2 separate regions of the Homo sapiens genome follow, and region 1 is linked to region 2. The links are chromatin contacts, found by Hi-C in ENCODE. All regions are on one chromosome and are shown on one strand. The core of a region is the stretch at or near the end of the contact, and the rest is flanking DNA. Distances in the headings are between cores, read along the strand shown.

Region 1 (3,555 bases), core at 885-3,384, 540 kb before region 2:
GAAATCAGGTTGCTATGTAGGCACAAAAAACAGATATCTACTACTGTGTGTGTGTGTGTGTGTGTGTGTGTGTGTGTATTTGTATATGTATTTATATATATCTGTATACAACTTTGTATGTATTTATTTTTTGTTATTTTTACATAGCTCATATGATCACATGGCTCAAAATCCCAAAGATACAAATAAGTGGACAATGAAGAGTTTCCTTCCCATGCTTATCCCAGCCACCCACCCAGTTACCTTTCTCCGAGGCAGCCAATATTATTGGGTTCTTATCTTTCCTGACAAACATAGTGTGTGTATATACAAGCCAACCTGCAAACAACCCTTTGCCCTCCCCCCACATCCCCTTTGTACACAAATGGATGCTTTCTATACCAGGGGTTCTGCCTCTGTTTGCATTTTGTGGTGGAGGGGGAGCAGTTTGACCCTGGAGGAGACACACCTTGGCAACCTCCCTATCCTCCCCACCCAAAGGCTGACCTGGGCAGGGCAGGGTAACTCACTGGGGCTCACAGAGCTCTCCCCAGCTGTTTGCTTGGGGAGAAGCCTCCGGCCCACAAGGGAGAAGTTGCAAGGGAATGCCCCAGGAGCTACAGTACCGGTGCACACGCACACACGGGGATCATGGCCTGCCTCAGACCTGACACCTATTTTCAGGCCAGGCTAGAAGACTAAGTGCAGGTCTGGACACCCCTAAGGAGGTGGTCACTCTACTCTCCCCGAGCAAGAAGGATTGGCTGAGCAGAATACAGCTCTGGTTGGAGGAGCCAGTGCTGAAGAGGGGAAGGGAGATGACCTTGCCAAAGGTGGTCACAGCCCAGGGCAGCTGTAAAGGGCTGGGCTTGAGCACCACCTTGGTTGGGGCCCAAGAGAGCCTGAACTTTGGCCTCTCTGGCAAGCAAGTCCCCATCCTGAGGCAAGCCACCTCCATCCTCTATCCCTGTCCTGAAAAAGAAAGAACCAAAGCGTGGCCTTCATAATTTGGGGGCCCCATTGCAACATATCCACAGCAGTGGTTTAGCTCTGCTGCTGGTTAAGTGCCATCCTTGCATAGGTGCTTTTCCAATATGATCCCACCTAACCCTCACAACCATACTATGAAGCAGGAAATAGTATGATTCCGCCTTTACAGACGAGGAAACTGAGCCTGAGCTGGGAGTGACTCAGCAAGGATGCAGACCCAGGTCTGGGCTGTACCATTCAGCCTCCCTGTGTGCAGGGGCTGGCAGGCCGTGCCCATGCTCACCTCCCTCCTTTCCCCCTGCTGCTGCTGGGCAAACTTCCAGCAGGACCACAAAAATCAGAAGTCTGAAAATGGCCAATCACAAGTAATGGTAAGGAGGCTCGAGTCACACCTGACATTCATTCACCTGTTGATGCTGAAACCCAGGACAGGTTTTTCCACGTGCCTGGAGCATCCCAGCCAAACGGAGGTGGCTAGGTCCTCTCCTTCCTTCCTCCGACCTCAGTGGGAGCTGCATGCTTCTAATGGCCAACGACGTGGAGAGGCGCAGAGCAGCTTGGAGCAGCGTGGGTCACAGCGGTTAAGTGTTGTCATAATTCTCTCCCCTGGAGCAATGAACTCCATCTCCCTCCAGTCTGTGTGGGAGGAATGTAATCCAGTTCTCCTTGGAACTCAGAGCACATAGTGACTCCTTTTTCCTTTTGTGGTCAGGAAATGAGTTTTGCTCTGTTTTTCACTTGGGGGCTTATTATGCAATTGCCTAAAATATGCAACGGGATGCAGATATTTATATGAGGATGTTGAAATGATGGCTTTTTAATGGAAGTAATCTAATTATGCCATATCTGTACCCTTTTCATTTTTAAAAAATTGTTCTTATGGTGTTTTAAGGAAGAAAAAATATGTGTGTGAGTGTGCATGTGTATGTGTGTGTCTGGGTTGTGTTTTTGTTTTTGTTTGGGGTATGTGGTTTTATTTAATCTCCCAGATTGTTTAAATGGATTGCAAAGGAAAAAAAGATCCAAAAAGTATATGGCTGTGATTTAACAAGATAATTAGCAGCTGCACTTTATAACAAAATCTAAGGCAATTATCACTTCAGGAGGACCCGGAGGAATCCCAGCTGCCAACATCCTGCTTCGCTGCCAGAGGGAATGACATCATAACTGCTCCAGACAAAGGGGAGGTGGTTTCTGGTCACTGTGATGTCACTTGCTCCAGCAGACAGTCCCAGACAGCTGGGAGACAGGTGGCCGCTTCCTAGGACATAAGAGAAGAGGATGAGCACCAAAAGGACATCAGTGCATTACAGGCACAAATCCTGCTTCCCCCAGGCCACTTCCATTGGGCCACCAAGACAGATATGTTTCCTCAGGCTTTTTGCCCCAAGCCCTCATATTACCTTCTTTTGAGAAGTTAATTGTTCTTCTCCTCTTCTCTGGAACCTCAGTTCTAAATCTTTATCCCAACTAATCAACTTCAGTGGCTTTTAGGGTCTTGCTCATGGTCAGGTTTACCACTTAGCTAAAATGTGTCCCTTCAAAGATGAGAATTGCTAAATTGCATTGGACAGCAAGTCAAAGCAAGCTTAAAAACAAGATTTGTATTTTCACCTCAAAGTTGCTTTCTTTCACCCTGTGGCCAATTATTTATCAATCTAGGCTCCCGGGTGCTTTTTTGATCAAAAACAGAGCACTCTAGCACAAAATTGTCTAATTCTAAATAGCAAACTGGAATTTGTCGTTGATTGAATTTTATGTGTAAAATTGAGCTAGGATTATAAGTTCTAGAAAATGTTTAAGTGTATCCTGGGATAGCCCACAACTGAATGCACCGTCGGTCTTTTGATGGTTCCAAAGGATGGATAAAACAGATCTGATTTCCTTGTAAATTGTACAAGTTACAGACCAGCAGGCTGACTCTCGCCACAGGCAGCCAAATGTGCCTCCCACCCACACTCGTTCGTGAAACTATAAAGTGGCAGCCAAGGTCTTGTACATCTCATTGCCAGATGACATTCTCGGTGCCCGGGTGGGAATCTGTCCTCTGTCCTCCAACAGATAAACCATGAAAAAATGTGTGCCTATTCATGGGCACTGTCTTCCACCATCCCCCAGCACCTTCTCCTTCCCTCCTAAAGCCATCCCCCTTTGGCCCAAGTTACAAACTAGGGGAGAATAAAAGGGTCAGGACATCTCTCATTCCTTCTCCCAGCCTCAGCTAGGAGGCTTCTGGGTTACATCAGAAATAAAATGAGACTTTAACAGAAACAAGGAAGGCTTCAACTCTTAGATCTCACTCAAATACTGAGGCTAACACCGGAGGTAACAAGGACAGGCATGCCCAGAGTTCAGCCTCCCTCTGGAACCGGGCAGAGTTCTGCAGCCGGGGACTAAGTGTACAGCCCACACAGCAGATCCTTTGGCCCAATGCCATTCTTAGCCTTCTAGAAAACTTCCTGCTTCCTTTATGGAAAACAGGTGTCCATGTCTTCATGCATTAGGCTAGATGCCAGGCAGGAGCCTGGTGTAAGGGGCTCCTGTTATCTATTGCTGCTTAACAAAGTACCCCAACCTTAAAGGTAT
Region 2 (3,771 bases), core at 674-3,173:
TTCACCGGTGCCGATAGAGGATGCCCTGCTAGATCACAGTTGTTAAAATCCAAGAGAACTGGGTTAGAGTCCCAGCTCTGACCCTGGCTGGGCCACCTTGGACAAGTTACTTAACACCTCTGAGTTCTGCTTTAAATGGCATACATTCCGCATCTCCCACAGTACCTGAAACACAGCAGGCACTCCATAAATGATCATTATTGTGTCTTAAATTTACTCCTAACTTTTGGCAGCAAATATTATCACCCCATTTTGTGGAGGGGGCCACAGAGGTTCAGAAAGGTTCACCAGTGTTTCAGTTCCTTTTTGCTGTGCAAAAACCACCCCAAATCTTAGTGGCTTAAAATGACAATTAATGATAATTTCTCATAATTCTGTAGATTGATTGGGTGGTTCTTGGGTTCCATATGGTGTCAGCTGGATCTCTCATGGGGATACAATCAATTGGCAGCTAGATTGGGCTGGAAGGTCAAAGAAGGCCTCTCACATGACTAGGGCCTTGGTGCTGGCTGTTGGCTGGGTGGCCTGAGCTCTCTTCTTCACGACCTTTTCATCTGGCTGGCTTGGGCATCTTCAAGTATGGCAGCTGGGCTTCAGGAGGGAGTGTTCCAAGAGGACAAGCCTCAATATGTGAGCAATTATCCTTCCTCTGCTTTTCGTCATGCTCATTAATATTCCATTAGCCAAAGAAAGTCACATGGCCAAACTCAGAGTCAATACATGGGATGTGGGAGGTACGGCTCCTTGAGGGCTGCCTGTGTAACAGTCCAGCCACAAAGGCTTGCCTCGGATGCCACAGCCATTGACTGGTATAGCTGGGATTTGAACCCAAGCCTGTCCGACTCCAGATCCACGCTCCTTCCTCAAGTATTGGTTGAGGCTGGCGTTTGTGGTTCCACTGCCTGAGCCTAGTGGTTAGGCGATTTTCCATCTTGTCTCCAGCCCACCCGTGTCCCTGGTACTCTCTGTGATGTTCTCATCGTACCTCTCCTGCTCCCAACAGAGGGGAGAGAAGCACCCTTCTTCTGCTGGGCTCCCCCTGCCCTTTACTCCTCCATGTTGACTGCAGAGAGCTACTCCTGCTTCCTCCAGAGTCCCAGCCAGGTCGGTGGTGGCCCCATCCCTTCTGACCCCTCCTGCAGCAGCAGCAGCCTGGCTCTGTGGGCCTCATGACCCACATGCCCTTCTGGGCCTCAGCTCAATTTTCAAGGGTACTTTTATTGGGAAAGCGAGGGATCACGAGAACAAAGGCAACATCCTTGAGATAAGCCCAAGTTTACAGCACGCTGTCGTCATCCCAGTGGACTTCCGGTCTGCCTACCAGCTGGGCCGTCCCCTGAGATGGGCCCCCTCCCCTGACCCCTGTCTACACTCAGCCAGAAGCTGATTTGAGCTGGTCCCACAGTGCTGCCTGTGGGAACCCAAGCCCTTCCTGCTCCTATCTGCCTCTGGCTGGATGACGCCCCGGGCAATTCCGCCCACTGTTTTGACCCCAGGCCCCAAACCTAGGTGAGGAACGCCCTCCTCACAGTCCTTCCCTGCTTCCAGTTCAGTGTTGACAGTGAGCAGTGCTCGCTTTGCTATGGCTAGGCCCTCACTCTCCTCTCTTTTCAAGGCCCCAAGAGAGTAAGCCATTTATTCACACCCTATCTTGACAGCAAAGCCGGGGCCTTGAACCTGGGGCACTGCTTTCAGCCATTATTCTTGCAGAGGCCCCAGAGCTCCCAGCCTGCATTTTTGGAGTCTGAGCAGGGCCCACAGCTGTTTTGCTTCAGCTAGGAGTGAAGGCTGACAAAGAGCAAGGTCTCTGGAGAAGGAGGAAATGTTTTCTGGATGCCAAACTGGTGACTGTGGGGAGGTGTGGGGCAGCGGGGAGGGAGGAGCTCTCACTTGTGCCTAGGGAAAGGTCATGGTCAATGAGAAAGCCTTTGATGGGGAGAGTCTGAGATGGGACCCAGGAACATCACCATGAAGCTGTCCAGGATGGATGTGGGACCCTCTGTCAGACCAGGCCAGTTCTCTTAATGTAAGATCAGCAGGCCAAGGTCCTGGGATATGGGAGCTCCCAGGAAGTGGACTGGGATGCCTGAGGGATCCAAGAATTAGCAGTGTCCTGTGTGGTCTCGCTGAGGGAAGCCAGGCAAAATCTAGCGGCTCAGCTGTAACAGCCGGAGCTCTTGGCTCCCAAGCAACAGGAAACAATTCTGGCTTATTTAAGCAGAAAAGGACTTTATCAAAAGGATCTTGGGGAACTCACAAAATAACCAAGAGGGCTGAAGAATACAGTTGGTGAGTCGACCAAGGAGGCTGCACAGCAGTCAGGACCACAGCCAAAGTCAGGCAATCCAGGGATGACCTCGCTGCCAAATCCAGGACTCCCTGGCATACACTGCCACCTTGGGACGTGGATATGGTCCCTGTCGCCCCAGGAACTGGAATGCCATTGACTTGGCGACTGCCACCATCCACCAGAATGGACTTCTGTGCTCCTTGCATCTCTGTATTATTAGTTCCCAACTCCAAGCCTTTGATGGGGGCATCTGATGGATTGAGCCTAAGGTAAGAGCCTATACCAACTGCAATGGCGGCTGGGAAAGTGCCCCTATCTGGGATTTTTAGCTTTTCTGGTGGGAGGCAACTAGGAAGATGAAGGATTCTCCAAACGTGGGAGGAGAGGCTGGAGGCTAGATACCTCACCTAGAAAAATGCAGGGCAGCTGAGTGTTGAAGAAACATGTCTCCAGAGACAGCCTGCGTGTGTATTCCCCCTCCTCCAGATGTCGATGTCGGGGGGCAGGGAGGTGAGGTCAGGAAGTATACGTGGAGTTAGGAACCCTGGGTTCGATTATGAGTCTCCTCTGTCTGTCAACCTGAGATAAGCTATTCACAACCCCGGGGCCTCAGTTGTGCCTCAGTGCCCACTGTCCAGCCTTTGAGCATGCAGAAGGTGTGTGCTAGCTTCTGCTGTCGTGTGGGCCCTCTGGCCGAAAGATGCCCCAAGACTGCCAAAGCCCCAAATGGAATGGGGCTGTTTGCTCAATATAATGATTGAAAGTATGGGTTTTGGAGTCAGGGAGATTGGGGTTTACCAGCCATGTGCCCTTGGATGTGTTCTTTAACCTCTCTGAACCTTAGTTTCCTTATCTGCAAAATGTAGGCATGGTGGCAGGCACACAGCCTCCCTTCCAACCTCGTCCTATGGTGCCCCCATGGTCTGCAGAGACTGGAAGGCTAAAAACTGGATTTCCCAGACACCTTTGCAGCTGGGACTGTGGATGAGAATTCAGTTTCACCAGTTAGATGCAATCGTGTGAAGTCTGGCTGTACCTGCTAGAGGTGTGTGTGTGTGTGTGTGTGTGTGTGTGTGTGTGTGTGTAACAACATTCTAGTGTTTGCTCAGTTACCGGCTTTGTGGGTGTTGAGAGGGGTTGTGGTGGCAGTGGCTTCCTGATCCTTGGATCGCAGCTATGGTAGTGCACTCTGGAAATCTACATTTCTAGAGGCAGGCTCCCTCACGCCTCACCTTCCTGATGGTGGCAGAGATGGCAGTAGTCTTGGCAGACCAGTTCAGTGGTGTTGTTTTGGGAGTCCAGAGACTGCTCCTCCTGCACCCTTCCAATAATTTTGTCAGCACCTAATTTCCTGTGTTAAATCTCTTCTTGCTTAAAATAGCTGGAGAGGTTCTCTCTTCCCTGCAATTGAACTCCAACTGCTGTCAGGGTAACCCCCATTTGCTCATTGATGGAATGAAATGAGATGGTAAAGCCCTTTA

What was found. Hi-C counts contacts between places; a loop is a spot of excess contacts on that map. Pooled maps may share reads with other maps.
Region 1: a loop to region 2 is called in a map of aorta, with 6 times the contacts of the local background. The contact joins the enhancer-like site here to the promoter of LINC03099 in region 2. A Hi-C loop is called at or near these places in 45 of 168 maps with a recorded cell type or tissue (B cell, CD4-positive, alpha-beta T cell, CD4-positive, alpha-beta memory T cell and 26 more), 11 of 37 single-sample maps with no recorded cell type and 44 of 50 pooled maps.

The regions. Positions count from the first base shown.
Region 1 is chrX:39,724,842-39,728,396 of GRCh38, forward strand. No RefSeq gene overlaps it. Among named protein-coding and RNA genes, the nearest start is that of MIR3937, 65 kb to the left of the region's middle. Within about 2 kb of position 2,135, at least 4 of the 41 ENCODE cell types and tissues checked have a DNase peak (open chromatin) inside an H3K27ac peak, as active enhancers do; they include heart right ventricle, where a contact is called at or near this core.
Region 2 is chrX:40,260,994-40,264,764 of GRCh38, forward strand. It overlaps LINC03099 (long intergenic non-protein coding RNA 3099), which reads left to right and starts at 1,924. Exons shown (of 3, transcript NR_110386.1): 1 at 1,924-2,559.